Regions from separate parts of the Homo sapiens genome. Here regions 1 and 3 are each linked to region 2. Evidence: chromatin loops called from intact Hi-C (ENCODE). Cell type or tissue: heart left ventricle. All regions are shown on one strand.

The links. Hi-C counts contacts between places; a loop is a spot of excess contacts. Peaks named below come from ENCODE experiments on the same cell type or tissue, not always from the same donor. Only the 100,000 strongest peaks of a DNase experiment are listed, where the experiment ranks them.
Region 1: it touches region 2 in a loop (3.0-fold over the local background); 20 of 110 quality-filtered maps call a loop at or near these places.
Region 3: it touches region 2 in a loop (2.4-fold over the local background); 18 of 110 quality-filtered maps call a loop at or near these places.

What each region holds. Positions count from the first base shown.
Region 1 is chr6:161,483,287-161,491,286 of GRCh38, forward strand. The region is part of intron 9 of PRKN (parkin RBR E3 ubiquitin protein ligase); the gene reads right to left. LOC105378098 (a long non-coding RNA gene) reads left to right here. Exons shown (of 4, transcript NR_134595.1): 4 at 422-759. Among named protein-coding and RNA genes, the nearest start is that of AGPAT4, 210 kb to the left of the region's middle. In heart left ventricle, no CTCF peak of the experiment used is centred here; no DNase peak of the experiment used is centred here.
Region 2 is chr6:161,434,816-161,442,815 of GRCh38, forward strand. The region is part of intron 9 of PRKN (parkin RBR E3 ubiquitin protein ligase); the gene reads right to left. It overlaps LOC124901456 (a long non-coding RNA gene), which reads left to right and starts at 283. Exons shown (of 3, transcript XR_007059861.1): 1 at 283-580. RefSeq lists a silencer at 7,368-7,568. In heart left ventricle, no CTCF peak of the experiment used is centred here; DNase peaks (open chromatin) are centred at 4,406 and 7,016; H3K4me3 peaks cover 1,014 bases; H3K27ac peaks cover 2,285 bases.
Region 3 is chr6:161,493,826-161,501,825 of GRCh38, forward strand. All of the region lies in intron 9 of PRKN (parkin RBR E3 ubiquitin protein ligase), which reads right to left. Among named protein-coding and RNA genes, the nearest start is that of AGPAT4, 220 kb to the left of the region's middle. RefSeq lists an enhancer at 4,489-4,990. In heart left ventricle, a CTCF peak has its summit at 4,832 (motif pointing left); no DNase peak of the experiment used is centred here.

The sequences.
Region 1 (8,000 bases), 48 kb after region 2:
TTTGTATTTCAGGCCAACTCCAAAGCACTGGTTAATAGTTATAAAAATGTTTCACAGTGCTCCATGTCGGCTTCCCCCTGAAAATCCATGATAAAGATTGAGCGTGGTTGAAAGGCTTGTCATGCGTAAGTGCTAATTAGCCCCAGGATGCTTGCCTTCATGAACTTTCAGGCCTCATCTATAAGGTCAGGAAAGGGGTCATAGCTCATAGAATATGGACTTGCATTAATTCCCAGCGTATAAACTCATGGATCCTCCACAGAATTCACTAAACTTCAATAAGCTACAATTCTATCCTTACCTCACATGTCACATCCCTAAAGGTGACATCTACATTAATGCCCCTCATCCCCAATAGAGAGCACATTGGTAGCTCAAATAGGCTATTACTCACTGTGACCTCTTCTACTTATTTCTTAAGGCATGGGAGTGGCATAGTGAGATCCTGGCAGGAGCACTGTTCACAATAGCAAAGACTTGGAATCAACCCAGATGCCCATCATTGATAGACTGGATAAAGAAAATGTGGTCCATATATATCATGGAATACTATGCAACCATAAAAAGGAACAAGACCATATCCTTTGCAGGGACATGGATGAAGCTGGAAACCGTTATCCTCAGCAAACTAATGCAGGAACAGAAAACCAAACACTGCCTGTTCTCACTTATAAGTGGGAGCTGAATGATGAGCACACATGGACACATGGGGGAACAACACACACTGGGGCCTGCTGGGGGGTTGTGGGGAGGGAGAGCATCAGGAAGAATACCTAATGGATGCTGGGCTTAATACCTAGGTGATGGGTTGATCTGTGCAGCAAAACACCATGGCACACGTTTACCTATATAACAAACCTGCACATCCTGCACATGTACCCCTGAACTTAAAATGAAAAGTTGAAGAAAATTTTAAAAAAAGACCCTGCCTGGCAGGGTTTCAGCTTAAAGAAAATTTCTGGGTTTTGCACATGGCCATTTTCTGAACTCCTATAACTGGCTTTTGAACCAAAGTCCTCTTGGAATGCTGAGACGCACTGGAAACCTCTAGATGGGCCATCCAGCCTGAAGAAAGCCTTTCTTGTTGCTGCTATTTGTATCATTATTTCCTTTACTAACAATAACTAAGATGCACTGGGTACGTTACGTGTTAGGGAGCGTCCCAAGTGCTTAGTAAGCATCGATTAGTTTCATTTTTACAACCATCTTTGCCCTGTGAAATAGGACATGGGATTCACTCTTTTTAAAGATGAGACAGTTGACACTTGGGAAGCTTAGGAAGGTTTCCCAAAGCAAGCTGTGGGTACGGACGGCATCAGAACTAAACGCAGGGAGTCTGACTCAGGGTGTTCAATCTCAGCACTACTGAAGTTTGAGACCAGGCCATTCTCACGGGCCCGTTGTGGGCACTGCATGGTGTTTGGCACCATCCCTGCCTCTACCCGCTAGATGCTAGAAGCATCCCCCTGTTGTGATGACCAAAACTATCTCCAGACATGACCAAATATCCCCTGGGGACAAAATCGCTGGCAACTGAGCACCACTGCTCTGACTCAAAGGTGTCTGCTCCTAACCACCTGCCTCTCAAAGGTGTCTGCTCCTAACCACCTGCCCCTCAAAGGTGTCTGCTCCTAACCACCTGCCTTTGCTGCCGCCGGCTTCCCCCTGCTTCTTTGAGGCAAAAATCAGGTCGGACTAGCATCAGTGGCAAAGGAACCAGTCAGATCAGCTCATGTGACAGCTTTGACAGACCAAGCATTTTGGTCACATATTAGCTTTTGAGAATCAATATGCATAGGCTGGAATGACACTTTCAGTAAATCAACATTCAGGCTATAACAAACCTATTAATATTCTGGGGAATTCATTGTGTACCGAGCCAGTCATTCAGATGACTATATGCCTTAGGTCTTTTTATGAAATAAATTAGATTTAATTTGGTAGGCTAGGCAGAGTAGGCAGAGAGTGCCTTGCATTTCCTGGTTATACTAGTGTGTGGTGTGATAAAAAACTGAATAGGCATCTCCATCAAATGATTCCTGTAATGTCCCCATTGGCTCTTTTGAAATAAAACCTGTGTCCTGTTTCCCTCTTCCTAATTCACCTTGCTCTTGCCTGTGTTCTATAATGGACAATGTGAACACTCAGACAGGGCTGATTTTCTAATCAATGGTAACAACTGGAGTTAGAAATGAAAATATTATCATAGTAAACTATATTTATTTTAAAGTCCATAGGCTAGTTTTCATCCCCTCCCAAACCACTCTAATTTATATAGGAGGGGGTCAAAGTTTAGAGGAATACGAAGATGTTTCTAAAATTTAGATGCAATATGTATAAGAGAGAAGCTTCTACTTGTGATGAATTAGTTAGAAATCAAAATTTTTTTGGACAGATTCACTTGAGAGAATGAAGAAAATTCAAGTAGAGAGAGGTATCCTGAGAAAAACAGAATATTTTAGACTGAACTGGGATAATCTGGAGACTTAGAACAATAATATATAAGGCTTTATATATTATATATATATTGCTTTATATTGAAATTTCATGGAATTATTTTAGCTCTTAAAGTATAGGAAAATCAGTTAAAGATGGAAACACTGATGAATCTAATGAGAATTTTAAACATATAAGTTTATTTATCTTAAACTGTAAGATTCTATTAGGCTTTAAGACTATAATTTTATGGACTGTGAAAGTTCTAAGGTCCCTTAAGATTATGTAGAAGAGATGTTTACTTTTTAGCAAAGAAAATATTGTCCAGAAACCCATTTTTTAGAAACAGATAAACTATTTATTTTTAATAAATTAAGCTTATTTTTGGTGAACACAAACTTTTGAAATTTAGTTTTGTGAAAGACACATGTAATCATGTATTATTTCGTTCTTTCTATATTTCATTACGTTGCCTAGATCAAGCAAACACTGATATACCCAGATAAGTGTGGCAAACAGTTATGTGTTTTTTTTAAACACCTCATTTTACAATTTTGTAATGCACTTTATTAAACAGAAACTTTAGCTCAAGGCTGCACAAAATAATGAATTTTCAGTTTCTGCTAAGAGTATGTATATGTTGTTTTTGTTTCTAAATAGTCTATGATATATTTAAAAATGAAATTTGAAGTCAGATTTCATGCATAGAACCATAAGGATTTTAGGAACGTGTTCTGACAAGCAGTGGTGTGAATACAGCTTCTCACATAAGAGGTGAGTTAACAGAGGCTCGGAGCAGATAAGTCACTGGTGCTGAGTCACAGGCTGGCAGAGCAAGGATCAGAATGCAGGTCCTCTGCCTTTTAAGCCTGCGTTCTTTTTGGTTCACACTGCCTCTATTATTAAATTACTTAATTTATCAGAGCAAAAAGCAAAACCTTAGGGATGCTATTAGCAATTTACTATTTCCAGTTCTTTTGGGAATCTGTTAATTGCCCTTTCATAAATGCTGCTCATTATGATTAAGACTTTGATTAAATGTGAAAGTCTAGGATTTATATGTTACAGACATATTTAATATTAATTTAAAGCACCAGAGCAGAATGAATTGTGCATTCCAATTTTTTAGCTCTATCATACACTCTTTAATCAAGGATTTTTCAAGAACTTGCTTTGTGCTAGCAGGACCTGATTTTTCCCCTCAGGAAGCTCACAGTTTAATTAAGGAGAGCTCATATTAGTAACAATGCACATCAGTGTCTGAGTAAGAGTTTAGGGGAGGTGTAGCTCGTCTTCATGGAGGTTAGGGGCAAGTGAGTTTAGTGAATAGGTGCCACGGAGTGAGACGGGGAAAGATGGGTGTCCTGGTTGAGGGGCGATGAGGTAAGAATGACTAATGCTTATGAACCATTGCCTGATAAACACTGTGCCCAGGACTGTATATGGATCATGTTTAATCCAAAAGCAATTCTGAGTGAAGTCCTATCCCTCAACCCTTTTTACAGGAGAAGACATTGAGGCATAGACCCATGAAGTGGGCTTGCTCAGTAACAACTGCTCAGTGAAGGGGCTGGGACTCCCAGCACTTGCCTGGTTCAGATCACACTACTGTCTCCTTCCTATACTGCCCCTTCGCCCATCTGTGTGAGCCAAGGCAAGGAAGACAGTCTGGGGCCTGTGGGATGGCAAAGGAATTTTCTAGAACTAAGAGTGTGTGTTGGGAAGGTAATGAGATGGGTTTGGAAAGGTTAGTTTGGGTAAAGCTTGAAAAGCCAGAAAAAGGATTTTAGCCCATGTTCTAAGCCTTCACCATTTTGTAGACCATCTTATTCACATTTTGATGGTCGCTTAGGTAAACTAAGATCTATTTTAGACTTGCAAACAACTACAAGGAGAAATTAGTTGAATAATATTAAATATTGACTACTGATATGATAATATGTGTATTCATGTAGGAGGTAGGGGTTGTGCCTTCTTTTCCATTCATTCAGAAAAAGCGCCTATGGAGGCTCGCGAATAGAGAGGCACCATGCTCATTGCTTTGGGCATACCCTGCCTCCAGCATGAAGTCTGGCACTAGGAATTTCCCATTAATGTTCAGTGAATGAATGAATGGAATTTCCTGCCCTGCTCCTTGCCTCCCTCCCTTCCCACCTCCCCCTACCTTCCTTCCTCTTTTTCTTCCCTCCCGTCATTAAACACATATTTACTGAATACCTACAAAACTTCTATGACTAAAACCAATGAGATTCTCCCATGAAATGGGGTGGAGAGAGGGGAAAGGCAGAAAATAAGCAAGGCAATTGAATAATGTAATTCCAGTTAGTGGTAAGTGATGAAGAAAGCAGGGCTGGCTTACAGGGTGAGATCGTGCAGTGGTTGGGGAAGGCATGGTCTAAGCAGGCCTCTCCTGGGAGGGGACACCTGTTTAGAGGGCTAAATGAATGGAGGCAGCCATGCAAAAAGCTGAAGGAAGGTCCTCCAGGAAGGGAGAGTCATGGCCCTAGGAAGAGGACAAGTCTGCTTCATTTAGAGAACACCATGAAGGGCCAGGGTACTGGAGCATTGTCAACAAGGGGAAAGTGATCGGGCCGAGGACAGAAGGCCAGGTCACATAGGTCTTTGTAGTGTGAGAAGAACTCCAAATTTTATTCTCCGGAGTGGAGCTGCTTAAACTGTTAGTATAAATTATAATGGAATTTAAGTAATGTTCACAGAGGAGCAGAGAAGATAACAGAGACCGAGAAGGACATCTGAATTTATTATATTTTAATTAATTTTTTTAGAGATAGGGTCTTCCTCTGCCACGTAGGCTGAAGTGTGGTGGTGCCATCATAGCTCACTGCATGAATTCCTGGGCTCAAGTGATCTTCCTGCCTCAGCCTCCTGAGTAGGTGGGACTAAAGGCATGCACCACCACACCTGGCTAATTTTTAAAATTTTTTGTAGAGGTGGGGTCTCACTATGTTGCCCAGGCTGGTCTTGAACTCGGCCTCAAGTGATCCTCCCACCTTGGCCTCCTGAAGTGTTGGGATTACAGGCGTAAGCCACCACACCTGGCATAACAAGGAATTTTTGACAGTGAATCTTGACTACTAAGAGACTAGGGGACCATGAAAGAAAACAGTACATTAACCAGGAAAAGGATGGCTGATACATTGAATGATGAAGAGGAATTAAGGCAATGGAAAATAGAACACAGACCCTTGGAGATGAAGAGGTCACGATTTACCATTGGCTGATAACCTACTGTGATGACATTTCTCAGGAACGAGGCGACTAGAAGAAAAACATGAAAGAAAAGGGGGCTAAGAGTTTTCAGAATTCTCACAATACTTTTTAAAAAGAGTCTCAAAAATCAAAACCAGTTTTGGCATACTGATTTCTAAGACATAATTCACTCTCCTTCTTCCTATCCCTCCCTTCCTTCCTTTTCTTAATAGAAATTGTTTTATTTATACATTTTGTATTTTAGTTGCCTTGTCAGTTAAGTGATTACATTCATACTGGAAAAAAAAAAACATGGGCAATATAATCATAAAAATACAAATTTCTGGCCGGGCACAGTGGCTCATGCCTGCAACCCCAGCACTTTGGGAGGCCGAGGTAGGTGGATCACCTGAGTTCAGGAGTTCAAGACCAGTCTGGCCAACATGGTGAAACCCTGTCTCTACTAAAAATACAAAAATTAGCCAGGCATGGTAGCACACACCTGCAGTCCCAGCTACTCAGGAGGCGAGGCAGGAGAATCACTTGAACTCCGGAGGGCAGAGGTTGCAGTGAGCCAAGATGGCGCCACTTCACTCCAGCCTGGGCGAAAGAGCAAAACTCCATCTCAAAAACAACAACAACAAACCCAAAACAAAAACAAATTTCTATATTTAAAAATGATGTATGTAATAATTTTTTTTTGCTATACTTGGAACTTTTTTTTTTAACCTACTAGGGATCTAATACATGAATTATTTATGCAGGAATTCCTAGATTGTCATTACTACAACACTTATGGTATATTTCTTCCTTGAATTGTTGAGACCTGATTTATTAGGTGAAGGATGACATTGTTTTCAAGGGAAAGGAATGCTGTTAAAAACCAAGCTGTTATACAAAGGCTTTCCTCCAGGCTCTGCAGGAACTCCCCAGTTCTTGGCTTGTTGCTGATTATGCTAACACCAACTTCTGGATTCATTTGAGTTCCGATGGCTCCTGCCATACTGCTCCCAATTACTTTAAGCTGGGCATCCAATTTCCACAGTAACTCCTGGGTTCTCCTTGCCCATCTGTTCCTGCAGTGGCATCAAGCCCCATAAAGAAGGTAGCTGTTAGGATATTCCAACTTAATGTCTTACCAGGAGGACCTAGACCAGCAATTACAATACAATGACGTAAGCATTTTCCTCCTCTAGTCAAGTTGAAGAAGAAAAGAGGAGCTGACAAACATAAGGCCAAGGAGTATCCCTGGTCACAAAGGCTTTGAACTCTTACCCAGGTGTGGAGAGCCATCTTTGGCATGCTCGCTCCCAGCACAAAAGTGCCATGGCGGTGGTCTGTCCCTCTAATCTACGTAAATCTCTCTACTTTTCTTTCTTGCTTGCTTGCTTGCTTGCTTGCTTGCTTTCTCTCTCTCTCTCTCTCTCCCTCTCTCTCTCTCTTTCTTTCTTTCCTTTTTTTTTTTTTTTTGAGACAGAGTCTCACTCTGTTGCCCAGGCTGGAGTGCAGTGGCATGATCTCAATCTCAGCTCACTGCAACATCTGCCTCCTGGGTTCAAGCGATTCTCCTGTCTCAGCCTCCCAAGTAGCTGAGCTTACAGGCAGGCACCACCACGCTCAGCTAATTTTTGTATTTTTAGTAGAGATGGGGTTTCTTCATGTTGGCCAGGCTGGTCTCAAACTCCTGACCTCAGGTGATCCTCCCACCTTGGCATCCCAAAGTGCTGGGATTACAGGTGTGAGCCACTGTGCACGGCCAGATCTCTCTACTTTTCATAGATACAGAGAGGGTTTGGCTGTGTGTCCCCACCAAATCTCATGTCAAATTGTAATCCCCAGTGTTGACTGGATTGTGGGGGTGGGGTTCTCATGCTTGTGTGAGCACCATCCCATCGGTGCTGTTCTCGTGATCATGAGTGAGTTATCGTGAGATCTGGTTGTTTAAAAGTGTGGTATCTCTCCTCCCTCTCTCTCTTCCCCCTGCTCCCGCCATATGAGATGCCTGCTCCCCTTTTGCCTTCTGCTGTGATTGAAAGTTTCCTGTGGCCTCTCCAGAAGCCAAGCAGGTGCCAGCATCATGCTTCCTATCCAGCCTGTGAAACCATGAGCCAATTAAACATCTTTTCTTTATAAATCACCCAGTCTCCGGTATTTCTTTATAGCAGTGCGAGGATGAACTATTACAGATACCATTGCCTGTGTTCAGATTTCTTTAGAGTCGAGCACTTTCAGTTATATATCAGATGACTTCAAGATCTTTTGAAATGATTTGGTTCTCTTAGAAAACTTCGTATGGACAGTTGGGTAGGTGGCTGGGCTGATGGGCAGGGTGATGCCTGAAGGAAGAAGGATCG
Region 2 (8,000 bases):
GTATCATTTCTTTCTGTAATATATTCATCTTTAAAAATAAAACAAAAAAAGACCACAAGTTTGGCGCGGAAAAACACCAAGGGTAACGTAGCATGTGTGTTTCTGGGAGGAAGGAGAGGGGAGGGTTAAAGAGTTCCTGGGAAGAAGCCCAACTTCTTGGCTGAAATTTACTGAAAGCCTTTGCCCGGCATGATCTTGCTCTCTTGTGCTCATGACAAAGAAATGTAACCTTTGGCCAATTGCATTTTTGTTCCACTGGTAACTAGGTTAATGTGAACAGACAGATCTGGTGAGACAGCATGGGAAGAAATAACACATGGGCTTTTGTGCAGCTGGATATAATGAAGGTAAATTGGGTGGAATTCAAAGATTTGCCAGAAAAAAGAGAGATGATTTCACTCTAAAATCATTTTGCAAGATAATATTTTACAAGGAACCTTTTGGACATGCATTATAAGCGGTTACATTCCCATTGTCCTAAAAAACTCCCTGCATAGTTGTACTCTATTTTTATCAAGCCATGCTCTGACGCCTCCTGCCTGGTTGGCGATAATCCCTAATGCAAAGGGATCGTGTGAAGGTAAGTGAAGTCGTTTTGTTAATGTTGTTTATAAAGAAGCACTGAGCTTCTACTTTGTGCAGAGAGCTTTACAAATATTCATATGAGCTTTATGAATATTTACAAATATTGGCGCATTAAAAAAATAAAATGTGTTCATTTTAAATATAATAATGTAGGTGTCATTGCTATCCCCGTTTTACCATTGCAGAAATGGAATTTCAGAGGTGTCAGGGGCCAGCTCAAGGTCACTGATGAATCAGGACCCGCTTATCCAGCTCTCTCTGCCTTCAGAGCTCTCTTGACTTTTCTGCATCACTTCCTTTACCAGGAATGATATTTAAATTATTCCAAAATGTAAAATATAGTTAGTTTTCCAGGCAGTTGTATTTATTTCTGGATTTTTTTTTCCCTAAATAAAACCTGTATCTACATGAAAACTCCTCCAGGATTTCCTTTCCTCATGAAGTGTGTGGTTTCCTCAAGGACTGCCTGGGAGGCCCTGAGGCCGACCCACTCCTCCCAGCAATGACTTGGGGAGGAGGGAGTGGGGGAAGACAGAGAGCAGGGGGGTGGGATGGGAGGGCAGAGAGGAGGGGGAGGGATGGGAGGGCAGAGAGGAGGGGGAGGGATGGGAGGGCAGAGAGGAGGGGGAGGGATGGGAGGACAGAGAGGAGGGGGTGGGATGGGAGGGCAGAGATGAAGAGGCAGAATGGGAGAGCAGAGAGCAGGGGAGGAGGATGGGAGAGACAGAGAGCAGAGGCTGGGATGGGAGGGCAGAGAGGAGGGGGCGAGATGGGAGGGCAGAGAGCAGGGGGCAGGATGGGAGGGCAGAGAGCAGAGGGTGGGATGGGAGGGCAGAGAAGAGGGGGCAAGATGTGAGGGCAGAGAGCAGGGGAGTGGAATGGGAGGGACAGAGAGCAGGGGCCGGGATGGGAGGGCAGAGAGGAGGAGGCGGGATGGGAGGGCCTGCTGTGTGCCCTCATCAGGTGGATTTCATTCGCTGGGATGGAAGAGGAGGCATGGCATAGAGACATGAAGTTCTAGAATGTTTTTGGCCACTCTCTGCAAACTCAAGACTTTTTTGGGGGGGGGTGGGCGGAGAGTGCAAATAATGCCTTTTTGGAGTTGTAATTGCTCCCTGGGAGGGTTAAATTTTTAATGATTTGTAATGTCCTGGTAGGTTCCTGCATTCATGAACTGCTTGGGTGAATGGCTGTGATTTGGAAGTGAGGATGGGAGAGAAAGAGAGAAAGGCATGATGGGAACGTGGGTCAAATTGAAACTCCTGCTCTGACCTCATCCCTTCCGGGGGATGACTCTTATTATCCTGGTTGGCTACTTGCAGGCATGTCTATACACAGGCCACCTGGATTAAGAGCCATTCCTCAGGGTCTCCTGGCTATTGAAATGTCTGTATCTGTAAGAGTAGCTTTCAGTGTCTGAAATTGGCCTTTCCTCTCTCTCTATGTGTTAGGTTCCACCTGGTATTCACTTAGGGAGACCGGTCACCCTCTGCAGCTCTGTCTCACTACTGGGTACAGTGAAGAGGTTTACAAGCTTGGTAGCAGTGCCTATGAAAATAACAACTAGGATGCTTCTGTTACCATCACAGTCACCCCCATTATCCAAGGGGGATACGTTCCCAGACCCTCAGTGTATGCTGAAATCACGGGTAGTACCGACCCTATATATGCTGTTTTTTCCTACACATACATGCCTATTACGAAGCTTAACTTATAAATTAAGCAAAGTAAGACATTCACAACAGTGCTACAGCAGAGCAGGTATAATGGTGCGAGGACCACGACACAAGCTACGTGAATGTGGACTCCCGCTCTCTCTAAATATCTCATTGTCCTGCGCTCATCCTTCTTCTTGTGATCTATAGCTCTGCTATCCCAGATGGCTACTAAGTGACTTCTGGGCGCGTGGTGTCTACAGCGTGGAGATGCCAGACAAAGGGAGGATCCACATCCAGGTGGGAGGGTGTGAGATTTCATCGCACAACTCAGAACAGTGAGCAATTTAAAACTTAGGAAGTGTTGAGCTGGTATTTTCCATTTAATATCTTCGGGCCTCGGTTGACTGTGAGTACCAGAGACTGCAGGAATCGAAACCATGGATAAGCGGGGACTCCTGTATGCGCTTTGGCAGTGACTGGTGGCGTGGATGCCACAAGGCAGGGGAGCCTGGGCTAGGCTGGTTGCTGTCTGGAAAAGGGGCCCCCTTTGGCTTTTTACACAGGTATGGCCAAGGGATGTGACCTCACCTGAGCTGGGACAGGCTGTGTATAAAAACCAAGCATCATAATTCTGACATCGTATATTAATGTGTTCCTGAAAGGAATATTAAATAATGCCTTTCTCAAAGTAGTAACATTAGTGTATCTACTAAGCTCACCTAAGCAGGGCTAGTCTGTGACATGCAGAAAATAAGCATAACGTAGTCAAAGGCATATTTTGAAAGTGACCATTATGCAACTATTAAAATAAATAATACCTTTCCCCAAATAGGAACACTAGTATATCTACCAAAGGCAGGTTGCTGGTGACTACTTGATTGGTAAACATTTGTTTATTCTTCCCTTGTAATTGACACAGTAATTATATGAGCCCACATCTATCCTCATCCGTTTAAATACAGAGCTGGTGTGAGTCGTACTAAGTCAGGATGATGGTATGTGGGTCCGTGATGCTATATTCCATGGGTTAATATAATCTGCACATCATTTAACTAATCCACTGAGGGAGCTGGTCTGTCCCAGAAGTTTTGTTATTAAATGGAATAGTCAATGTTCTTGTTTTCTTACAAATTCACTTACAGGGAGAATTCTGTTAATTTTTTTTTTTTTTTTTTTTTGAGACAGAGTCTTGCTCTGTCTCCAGGCTGGATTGCAATGGCGTGATCTCGACTCACTGCAACCTCCGCCTCCTGGGTTCAAGTGATTCTCCTGCCTCAGCCTCCTGAGGAGCTAGAACTACAGGCACACACCACCACGCCCAGCTATTTTTTGTATTTTTAGTAGAGATGGGGTTTCACCATGTTGGCCAAGATGGTCTCTGTCTCTTGACCTCGTAATCCGCCCACCTTAGCCTCCCAAGGTGCTGGGATTACAGGCATCAGCCACTGCGCCCGGCTGAATTCTGTTAAATTTTACATACAGCATGTAGGGCAGAAGACATACTTTAAACTCATAGGTTTTCTTACTTTCACTCAGAAGGGAAGGGAAAACAGTACAATTCGGCGAAATAGGAAATCTAAATCTTTCAATGCATGGGTCATGTGGAAACCGAGAGAGAGAAGAAAATCGAAAAATAGATGATGGATGTTGTTAAGGAATTAGTAAACCGTTAAGTGCTCTATCATTATTAGATATTCGGGTGATCATCCCGCATGTAGCTATTTGACCAATGCTGCTTGTAAATTGGCTTAGGAAAATTAACATACATTTTATTAAACTGACGAGTATGCCTTTTACTGAAAGCAAGGAATAGACATAGCCATTTTGTTTAAGAAATATAAGCACATGAGAGGCTTAAAAAGGTAGGGGTTGTATGTTCTCAGCACTGCAGCTAAATTCTTAAATGGAAACTGTTCTTTTAGCAGTTTCAGAGTAGGCTATCTCAAGCTGATTGCTACAGACTCAAATTTTAAGTCGCATTTCTTTCAGAAACAGAAGGAAAGTCAATCTCACTTTCGAAAAGAGAAAGTAAGGTGACCCTTGTCATAGTAACATAATGCAGCAGGTCCCAGGTGTAACCCGGAGGAAAAGGCAGACAAGGTCCTGCGATGCCGCAGCTGAAAGGAAGCTGACGCCAACGGGCTTCTCAGAAGAACAATGACTCATTAGTCCCGGGCTCACGGCAGATGCGGTCTCCCAACAACTGGCCTCCCTCCAAAAACATGGAGGAAATCAAGAGGGCAGAGCCGGGAAGGAGGCTGCATCCCTCGCCTGATGGGGAGCACTCCTAGCAGGCACAGGGTAATCAGAAAAGTGCTTTGGAATCACAAAATGAAAAAACAAGTGTCAGCTGTGGGAGATGTAGAAATGCAAATAAGTACGAATGCAAATAGGCCGGATAAATGGCAGTGTGCAATCACCCAAAGCTCTGTTTACAACCCGAAGGCAGCTCCGTCTGTAATTATCTGGGCGCCATTAACTGCGTGGGAGCAGCTCTCAACGGGTACAAGAGAGATACCACCAGAAGTGAAATGTCCTCTCTCCCGTGATGAAGCCAGATCTCCGAGCGATTCCATCTACACTGAACTAAACCGGTTTGTGCCAAAGAGCTAGAAGTGTACCTTTGGTGAAACAAGGAAGCTAGATTTTTTTTTATTGCTTACTGCGCATCTGAACGTAATTCTTGCCATTAATTAAGAAAACAGATGATAAGAGATTTGGCTTCAATAAACATGTACTGAAAGCTACCACATCATTGAGTTTAATTATGCAAGCAATCTCGTGGGGCAGGTACTATGAGCTCAGATAGACTTGGTCAAGGTCGTCCCAGTAGAGCTGAGATTCGAGCATCAGTATTTTGGGCCTAGGTTTTTTTGTTTTTTGTTTTGTTTTGTTTTTTGTTTTTTTTTTTTGACGGAGTCTCACTCTGCCGCCCAGGCTGGAGTGCAGTGGCGCGATCTCGGCTCACTGCAAGCTCCACCTCCCGGGTTCATGCTACTCTCCTGCCTCAGCCTCCTGAGTAGCTGGGACTACAGGCGCCCACCACCACGCCCGGCTAATTTTTTTTGGTATTTTTAGTAGAGACGGGGTTTCACCGTGTTAGCCAGGATGCTCTCCATCTCCTGACCTCGTGATCCGCCCGTCTCGGCCTCCCAAAGTGCTGGGATTACAGGTGTGAGACACTGCGCCTGGCCTGGCCCTAAGTTTTTACCCTTCCCATTATGTCAGAAGTTCTCAGTTGACAATGTCTGGAGACATTTTTCACTGTCACACTACAGAGTGCCACTGGTGTCTAGCAGACAGAGGCCAGAGACTCTGCTAAACATCCTACAATGCAAAGAACAGTCCCCCTGACAAAGGATTATCCCACCCCAAATATCAAGAATGCTGACACGGAGGTTGAGAAGCCTGGCATTTCCCCATTGCTGCCTCTGGGAGGCTGCCTCTCGGGATAGATTGAATTGTTCTGCAAAGACATGGTCGGCAGACACAGAGGGTTCCCTCACCAGGGGTCTGGGAGTTGCTGGAAATGGATAAGAAAATCCTAGTTCTACCTCGCAGACAGGGAGGAAGTGAAGAGGTGAGGCAGTAAAAATTCATAACATATCTATCACAAATGCATTCTGAGATTGCTTGGATCTAAATTGCCCTTTCCAAACCCAAGAGATATTTCCAATGCCACCTGAAGGTCCTGAGAGCTCCCTGACATCATTCAGGACTGAAGGTAGAAAGTAGAATGGCCCTGGGTTTTCTGAGGGTTCTTTATTTGTCTTCGAGAATATTAAAGACCAGCATCTCTCCAGAATACAAATAAGAGTCTAATGTGATAAGAGGCTGAACTGAAGGTGTCCCTAGAAAATTTAAGACTAAAATGTCAGCTGAAAGACAAAGAGAAAGATGGGATTGTTCTTGCAAAATCTCATTGGTAAAGAGAGAGAGGATTTTCCTAACAAAAATGTTCTGAACTACAAGCATCTCAGAGGGATTTTTGAATTTTGGCCAGCTAAACACCATCAGGGGTTCTGGGGGGTTAGTCAAATAAAGTCAGAAAGGGCCTATCTGCGGCACAAAACACAGCACAGCCAAAGCTGTGGCCACCGCAGGAGGAGCAGGAGAGAACCTGGTGAGGAGCAAGAAAGAGCAGCTCAGCTCTGCGGAGAAGCATGGTGCTCAGCCATCACTGCTCGAGCGTGAAGAGAAGCGCAGTCCATGGCAGTTTGGGATGTGGTTGGAAGCTCTGCATCACAGTTCACATACTTACTAATTTTGTTGATTTGTGAGCTACAGAAAGAGTCTGGGGTCCTGTCCAGGTGCGGTGGTTCATGCCTACAATCCCAGCACTTTGGGAGGCCAAGGCGGGCGGATCACTTGAGGTCAGGAGTTTGAAACCAGCCTGGCCAACGTGGTGAAACCCCGTATCTACTAAAAATACAAAAATTTGCTGGGCGTGGTGGCACGTGCCTGTGATCCCAGCTACTCGGGAGGCCAAGGCAGGAGAATCACTTGAACCTGGGAGGTGGAGGTTGCAGTGAGCTGAGATCATGCCACTGCACTCCAGCCTGGGCAACAGAGCAAGACTCTGTCTCTTAAAAAAAAAAAAAAAAAAAAAAAAAGGATCTGAGGATCTGGGGTCCTGAGAGCTCCAGTTCTTCCCCGCAGTTCCCAGAGCTGCTCCTGCTGATACAGGTTCTGCTGCCAAGGCATCCCAGGGGCCTCAGGGTCCCAGGAAGGGCCAAGGCTGCAGCTGCCACCTGCCTGGGGGCTCCTCGGCCATCCGGCATCTTCCCTCCCTCCATCCCTGGCCTGCTGTTCTGAGTCTCTGAGAAGAGCGTCTGGCGGCTGGCAAAGGGGCTACCATGGAGGAATGGTCTTCAGGAAGTGGATAAAGCTGGCCCTGCCTCATGCCAATCAGCCCAGCAAGCAGGGAGGACATCGCCAATGAGTTTCTGGTTTTCACTTCAGAAGTTATAGAGACGATGTAAGATGAAATACTGTTCAGTGGGCTAATGCAGCCACACGAGTGAGTTTTATTTTCATCCCTACTTTAATAAACATACATGTGCCAAGCTGGCTCTGAATTATTTAAAATTACAGCAGTCAGAAGAGAGACCTTCTCAAAGTCTGTCAGAAAGATTTTTAATCATCTTTAAGTAAACTTCAATTTCTCTGAAATTGAAGGAGAATTATTTCTCCACTTCAAAAGTCAGTACAGAGCCATTGAAGGGGCTTTCCACCTCCTACGATAAGTAAAAACATAAAATGATTAGCACAAAAAATACACCATGAAATGAGTTTAAAGTCCTTAATCTTGAAGGCTAGATTTAAGACACTATTCTTACTGTCCACAAACAGGTTTACTTTAGTGATCATAACAAATGGCTTTTATTCAGAACCATTACTCAGTATGATTTTAAAATCTCGGGCTTCATCTTTTGGATAATTCACATGACCTTCTCCTTAGTGGGCGAGTACAAGAAGGCACTGAATAGCGTGCCGTTCCGCACCACCAAGCGGAAGGGCAGCACTGCTTGTATCTAAGGTGGCGACCTGGACCAAGGGTGGCCTTCGCTGTCTTGGACTGGACGGGCTGGACTCCCAGCTGAAGGTGGCTTGGAATTTAGCTGTTCCTTCGGGGCCCCGCTTACACACCAACACCCATGAATGCTTTTCAACGAAGTTGCTAGAATGCAGCCGTGGAGACGAACAGCTTACCGAGAGCCTCTGCCAGGAAGCAAAAGAGAGGTTCTCTTCCCTTTC
Region 3 (8,000 bases), 59 kb after region 2:
TTAGAAGTGAACAGTGAAGTCCTTCAATTAGCATTCCTTCAAAATGCCATCTGTAAGTGACTAAAGAAGTGACAGCCAGAAGGCAGAACACAGGGCTATCTCCGCACAGACAAGACAAGAGCCGGGAAGGCAGGGACGCTCGATCAGCCGTTTCCAGCAATGTTAACGGGTCCACCCACTAAACTAAACAAATGCTTTCTTCCTACCATGGAGACAGAAACTGAAAAATAATTTTTGACAGCACTGTATGATTTAGTGGGTGCTTGCAGACACAGCCTATACTTAGTTTTATACCATATTTAATAGAACATTTCAAACTTTCATAATTATTTGGCAGCTTTTAAAAAATAAAAAATAAATAAATAAATAGCAAATGCCCACTGGGTTACTCAGTGCAATGAAAATACCGTATCATCAGGACTTTGTGATGTCTTGGCAACTCTTACCCCAACTCTATCCAACACCTGCTCTCCAGGTAGGTCAAGGTCAATATACTTGACTACTTCAAAGCCTCAACAAAAATGTTCTCCATCACCATGTTATCAGGTGTCCACGTCAGCTGAGAAGCCTGACTGGTCCTTTTCATGCCTGTGGAACAAGGGACTGAATCTTAAGGAGAGTGGAGACCTTGTGTTACTTACATTCTGCATTCAAGAAACTATTTCTATGAAGTTTAATGATCAATGATGCTTTTTCCTTCAAAACTATCCAAAGATTTCAAATCTGTTTGTGCAAGGAGGCACTGGATTGAACTGAATTTCTAGTTTCTTCATCGACTGGTTCCTTCATTCAGTAACAAAACTGAACATTTTAATGTGCTGATACTGTGTGAGAGCTTTACACACATTAACTGATTTAATCAGTATGAAAACGGTCTGCAATAAGCACATGTATTCCCATCTTACGGGCAAAGAAATGGGCTGGAGAGGTTTCAGGAACATGCTCCAGCTGGCTGAGGTGCATCTGATGAACTCTGTGCTTCCAGTGAACTTGTAAGATCCAAGTCTCCAGGCGAACATCAAGTTCTTCTAGGATTCATCCCCAGCCTTTCCCCAGTCTTCTAGGACTCCTCTCCCTTGCTCCGCCTTGAACTCTGTTGTTGACATCTTTCTTGCCCTCTACACCGTTAAACGATTCTAGAGTGGTGCTATACATTGGAAATAAAATGCGAGCCACACATATAAATTGTATTTTAATATCCACTTTAGGAAAGCAAAAAGAAGCAGGTGAAAGTGATTTTGATAATATATTTTATTTACCACAATATATCAAAAAATTTATTTCATCCTGTAATCAGCATAAAAATTACTAATAAGATATCTTATATTCTTCTATGGTATTAAGTCTTTGAAATCTGGTTTGTATTTTACATTTGCAACACACCTCCCTTCGGACTACCCACATTTTGAGTGCTCCAAGGACGCTGGCTAGTGGCCACTGCATTGCCCGGCATATCCTAGGGGAGGGAAGGAATCCTTAGTTGTTAACGTGTCAGACAACATGCTATGGCTCATAGTTGTCCTCCTGATGTGTATCTTCTCCTCCCGATGTGTATCTTCTCCTCCCGTCTGCAGTATAAGAAGCCTTCACTGGGCACGTGTCTGCCAGGTACAGACTACATTCCCTGGCCTCTCCTGCACTCAGGGTCCCATGTGACTGGATCTGGCACCTGAGATGTAAACGAAAGTGAAGCGTGCCATTTCTGGGTTACGCCCTTAAAGAAGGCATGTTCCCAGCCCTTCTCCTTCTCTCTTTGTGCAAGCTGGAAGGCAGGTATGGTGCCAGTCACCTTCAACCACCTGAGCACGCTCAAGGGACAGCAGAGCCACAGACGGGAGCTTCTGTTTCCTTACCACAGAGCCAGCCATGGGGACCATGTCCTGAGAGAAAGAGGTTCCTGTTTTGTTCACACAACTATTGTTCATCTATGACAAGCACGGTCATCTTCATTTACTTTCATCATTTCTAGAATCTAATTCCGTGCTCTCTTGGTGGGGTTAGACCCAACTCTTCCTTCAGGTCTCAGTGAAGCTTTATTTCAGCAGGGAGGCCTTTCTAATGTTCTGAAGACTAGGTTACAGCCCTCACTCCATACTACCATGGCACCCTGAGCTTCCCCTTTCTCAGCATCCGTGCACAGGGTTATTTAATGTTGGTGTTCGTTCTAGACCTCTGTGTCATGGGGGCATGCTGTGACCATCTTCTGGGCACTTGGCACAGTGCTTAGCACATAGAAGTGCCAAACATTTGTTCAAAGAATAAATGTAATTAAGAGGCTTAACATGTAAGTGATGTGCTCTTGCCCTTCCCGGTTTGATGGGAATACAGAATCTCTTTAGATTTTCCTGGTTCCTGTTAGAGAGCATCAGAATGACAGTGCACACAGGCAAGGCTAGCTGGGAGGATCGAGTGGCCTGAGTGTCATGGGTTGAGTTGTATCCCTTACAAAGATATGCTGATGTCCTAACACCCAGTACCTTGGAATGAGATCTTCTTTGGAAATAGTGTCATTGTGGATGTAATTAGTCAAGGTAAGGTGTATTAGTCTGGTCTCATGCTGCTAATAAAGACATACTCGACACTGGGTAATTTATAAAGGAAAGAGATTTAACTGACTCACAGTTCCACATGGCTGGGGAGGCCTCACAATCATGGCGGAAGGCCAATGAGGAGCAAAGGCACGTCTTACGTGGTGGCAGGCAAGAGAGCATGTGCAGGGGACCTCCCCTTTATAAAACCATCAGATCTTGTGAGACTTATTCACTACCACAAGGACAGTATGGGGAAAGCCACCCCCATGATTCAATTATCTCCACCTGGCCCAGCCCTTGATCTGTGGGGATTATTACAATTTAAGGGATATTTGGGTGGGGACACAGCCAAACCATATCATAAGGTCATACCAAAGTAGGTTGGCTCTAACTGAAACATGGCTGGCATCCTCAGAAGAAGAGGAGGGAGACACAGCAAGAAGGTGGCCATGAGATGATGGGAGCAGAGACTGGAGTGACACAGCCACAAGCCAAGGATTGCTGGCAAACACCAGAAGCCAGAAGATGCAAGGAGGGATTCTTCCCCATGGGTTTCAGAGGAACATGACCTTGGAGGCACCTTGATTTCAGACTTCTGGCCTCCAGAACCGTGAGACAACACATTTCTGCTGTTCTACGCCACCCGGCTTGTGGCACTTTATAATGGCAGCCCTAGGAGCAAATACATCAAGGCAGAAAACCCGTCACAAACCTGCTGGCATGCCCGTTCCTCCTGGCTACGACTCCACAGCCTGTTCCCAGGGGTCAGCCCACAGGCCAGGGCCAGGCGGCATTGCTGGCTAGTGGCCTGCAGGAGGGGCACTTATCAGTACTTCCTCACTCCCAACATGAAAAGTCAGGTAAAGAAGTACAGGAAGCTCTGCCAAGGAGTGGAAGGGATTTGTACCTCCTTAGGACAACTTCCCAGGTAAGGGCGAGTGGAGGACAGGGTGTCCCCACTACAGGAAGAAAGAGAGACATCATCATTCAGCTCTCACAGACATTCCTCCTTCAAAACAGACCCTCTGGCAAAGGTTATCCTTTAAAGAAAAAAAAGTTCTTGCTCCTCTGTCTTGAACTGGGAATAAATTAGGAGAGATAAGAGACAGATATTACTCCTTTTTAAAACTCTGTATTCCCATTGAAAAGAGTCAAGGGTACAATTCTCAAGTCTGTGTGTGTGCACAGTGCTTACATGTCTCTCTCTCTCTCTCTCTCTCTCACACACACACACACACACACCATATCCCACTTACAGACTGAATACTTTGCACCACAAAGTATTTTCAGCTGCTCTTCTCGCTCCTTTCCCTTTCAATTCAGAAGGCTAACTCTAGCTCAATTATCTCTTCCTTTTGACAGAATTCACATCAAATGCAAACAAGATGAGACCAGGATTCTGCCTGGTTCTGTTGCCAAGGTGGGTGGGAAGTCGGCAGCAGGGATCAGTAGCTGTAGCTGCTTCAGCCTTTGTTGAGGCTAACTCTCCTCCCAAGGTGTCTCAAATAGAAAGGCTTGTTCCTGATGCTTTCCAATTATTTTCACTTCAAAGAAATACTTTAATATATTTAGTTCAAATTGCATGATGGTAATTATGCTTCTAAATCTGATCAAATGACGGGAGAGAGGAAACCTTTGCTTCCATGAGGGGATATTTGTTCTTCAATAGATGGGTCTAATTTTCCACAGTGGGAGGACTCACAAGCACTGAGACTGGCTTTTTTCATTAGTTATTTATAAAGCTCTTATTAGATTGGTTAAATTCACATGTGGGAAAAAAGACAAATTATTGTTAATCAATTTCTAACCTATACTATTCATAATTTAGCTGATAGAAACCTCTGCTCACCAAGGGGATTTTTATTCAGGCTGCAAATCAGTATCATGTTATAGAGTGTATTAATTAATAAATGGAATATTTAGCTTTTTATAATTAGTGTTTGTATTTATTACATTTGTTATGTTACTCCTCTCCTCAACGATCCCATTATAATTCCTATTCCTCAGTAAATAAAAGCTCACTCTCTGGTTTGGAATTCAAGCCTCCTCCCAACACACCACATGACCCCGCCGTGCCAGCCATTCACACTGCTCACAGGGTCTTCAGCTCCCTTCTCCCTGAGAGCTTGTGGGAAGGGTGTGCTGTCCTAACCCAGTTAGATGTCGTCAAATGCCTTGTTTGGCCAATGAAATGTGGGTGGCAATGACATGTGTAACTTGAGGCCAGAGCCTTTAATTTCTGGCACTCAACTCTCCATCCCTCCCACCATCCTGCTTCCTGAAGGAAGGGCTCCACCTGCCGACCCTGATGGAGAACGAGGTCACATCAGTCTCCCTGCCAACCCTATTGGACAGGCCTTACGCGTGAGAAACAAACCTTTGTTGTTTCAAACCACTGAAATGTTGAAGTTGTTTGTTACTGCAACAGACTTTAGTCTGTGCTGACTAATACATCCAGGATATTCTTTGGGAATTCTAGCGGCTACATTCTATTTTTCAAGTGAAATATGCTTTGGAACACCTATACATAATAAAAGCAGAGATGGTCATGTTGAAGAGTGAGATGGGGTGAGTGTGTGTGTATGGGGATGGGGGAGGATTGAGATTCTTCTTTATCTTCTACTGAAGCCCCCGATGCTTTGCAACCTCCGCACATTTCTCAGAACTCAGGCTGAAACCCTGTGATCTAGTCCAAACCAACCTTCCCAGCTAGGGTTTCGTTCAAAGGTCACAACTGGTGGCTTGTGAGCAGGGTCTGGACACACACACACACACATTTTTTTTTTTTTTTTGGCTCACAGAGTGCTTGAAAAGAATCTAAGACAACATTTACAGATTGGGAGATCAACGTAAAAGATGCATCCTAAACTTCCCTTGCTAAAGTGAAGAATGAGGACACCCTGGGCCTCCACTCCTTCCCTTCAGTTGCTATTTGTCATTACACATAAATGTCTGTTGCATATAGGGAAATATTTCTGTCCCATGTCTCTATCAAAAGTGGGAAAGGGCTGTGTTTTTCTAAAAGTAAGAGAAAGAGTGTATTTCTTTGTGGAGTGCATAATTCTCCTAAGTATGAAAGTGAAAAGCTAAGATCAGTGTTTCCCACCCCTCATTTCTCTCGTTCATGTCACCTGTTGCTTCTTATTGGCTTTGGAATGTGGGACCTCTCTTCTAGCCTCTTGCATCTACCTCTATGGTTTGACTTCTGAAAATGTGGTCCCTGGTCCACCTGGATCCAAGTTAGCTGAGTTGCTCGTGAAAAATGCAGATTGCAGGTTTCATTTCAGACCTACTGGATTCGAGGTGGTGGTGGTTTCTGCATTTTCCATAAGTAACCCTTTCCCTTGACAATTCTTAGGCACAATTAATCTTGAGAATTACTGCTCTGTGGCTGAGGTCATCATATATTCAGAACCAAGTTCTACGAATGGGTAAAGAATTTTTATTCTCTTCTAGCTTTGAAAGACCCTTCAGAAGGTAGAATTTGGATGCCAAAATGCTATGATTTCTGAAATGGTGTCCAGGAATAATACAATGAATTATTTGAAACCGCAGCTGTTCCCAAGATTACAGATAAACTGAACACCAAGTTGTCTTCTGAATGCTGCCCTCACTCTCCTCCTTCCCCACTTTTGTTCATGCAGTGTCTTTGCCAAAAGTCCTTCGGCCATGTTTCCTTACAAAATCTCACGCATCTTTAAGGTGCAGTTGAAATGTTAATGAAAATCAATGCATCCTTACTATTATCTAAAGTCAGTTGTGTCAAAACTTTTAGAATTTTTCATTTTTCAATAGAGATTATTTTTAAAGACAGTTTAATTTCACGGCAAAATTGAGCAGAGTACAGAGAGCTCCCCTCTCCCCTCTCCCCTATACATGCACAGCCTCCCCCACTATCAGTGTTCCCCACAAGAGTGGTACATTTGTTATAAATGCAAAATGTACATTGACACATCATCACCCAAAGTCCTCAGTTTACATGAGGTTCACTCCTGGTGCTGTACTTCCTATGGGTTTGGACAAATGTATAACATTTATCCACCTCTGCAGTATTATACAAAAGAGTTTCATGGTCCTGAAAACCCTCAGTGCTCCACATACTCATCCTTTCCTCCCCAAACCCCTGACAATCATGGATCTTTTTACTGTGTCCAGAGTTTTGCCTTTTCTAGAATATCATATAGCTGAAACCACACAGTATGTAGTCTTTTCAGATTGGCATCTTTCACTGGTAATATGCACTTAAGGTTCCTCTATGTCTTCCCATGGCTTGACAGTACGTTTCTTTTTAGCATGGAATAATATCTCACTGTCTGGAAGTACCAGTTTATTTATCCATTCATCGACTGAAGGACACCTTGGTTGCTTCCCAGATTTGTCAATTATGAATAAATCTGCTGTCAATATCTGTATGAAGGTTTAGTTGTATACATAAGTTTTCAACTAATTCAAGTAAATACCAAGAAGCATGTTTGCTAGATCATATGGTAAGCGTATGTTTAGTTTAGTTTTTTTTTTTCTTTTTTTTTTTTTTTTTGAGACCAAGTCTCCCTCTGTCGCCCGGGCTGGAGTGCAATGGCGCAATCTTGGCTCACTGCAACCTCCGCCTCCTGGGTTCAAGCGATTCTCCTGCCTCAGACTCCCAAGTAGCTGGGACTACTGGTACTCGCCACCATGCCTGGCTAATTTTTGTATTTTTAGTAGAGACGGGGTTTCACCATATTGCCAGGCTAGTCTCGAACTCCTGACCTCGTGATCTGCCTGCCTCAACCTCCCAAGCGCTGGGATTACAGGCAAGAGCCATTGTGCCCGGCTGTGTTTAGTTTTCTAAGAAACTGCCAGACTGTCTTCCAAAGAGACTGTACCATTTTGCATTCCCACCAACAGTGAATGAGAGTTCCTGGAGCTCCACATCCTCCCCAGCATCTGGTGGCATCCATGTTTTGGGTTTTGGCCATTTTAGTAGGTGTGTAGAGGTATCTCATTGTTTTAATTTGCAAATGCCAAATGACATATGATGTTGAACATCTTTTCATATGCTTTTTTGCATCTGTATATCTTTTTTCGGTGAGGTTTCTGTTCAGCTCTTTTGCCCATTTTTAATCTTGTTGATAGTTTTCTTACTGTCAATTTTGAAAAGTTCTTTGTATATTTTGGTAATAGTCCCTTTATCCGATAGGTCTTTTGCAATATTTTCTCCCAGACTGTTGAATGCTTTTTTTTTAATGGTTGGTCTGTTTCCAGGAATCAGAAATCAGGCTTCACACCCAGCCCAGATGTTCAAGTGGTTGTTTGACTTGTCTGCCATCTGCAACTGTCTCTCTTCTGCTTTGTACTCCACGCCTCTCAGATGCTGGAGAAACTGGTCATTTGTTCTCTATAGCATCTCACATTGTGAATTTGTACAAGGCTCAGTGGCTTCTTGAGCCATGGGTTGTGTGGGTCTATAAACCAAACAGACAGGCCTTG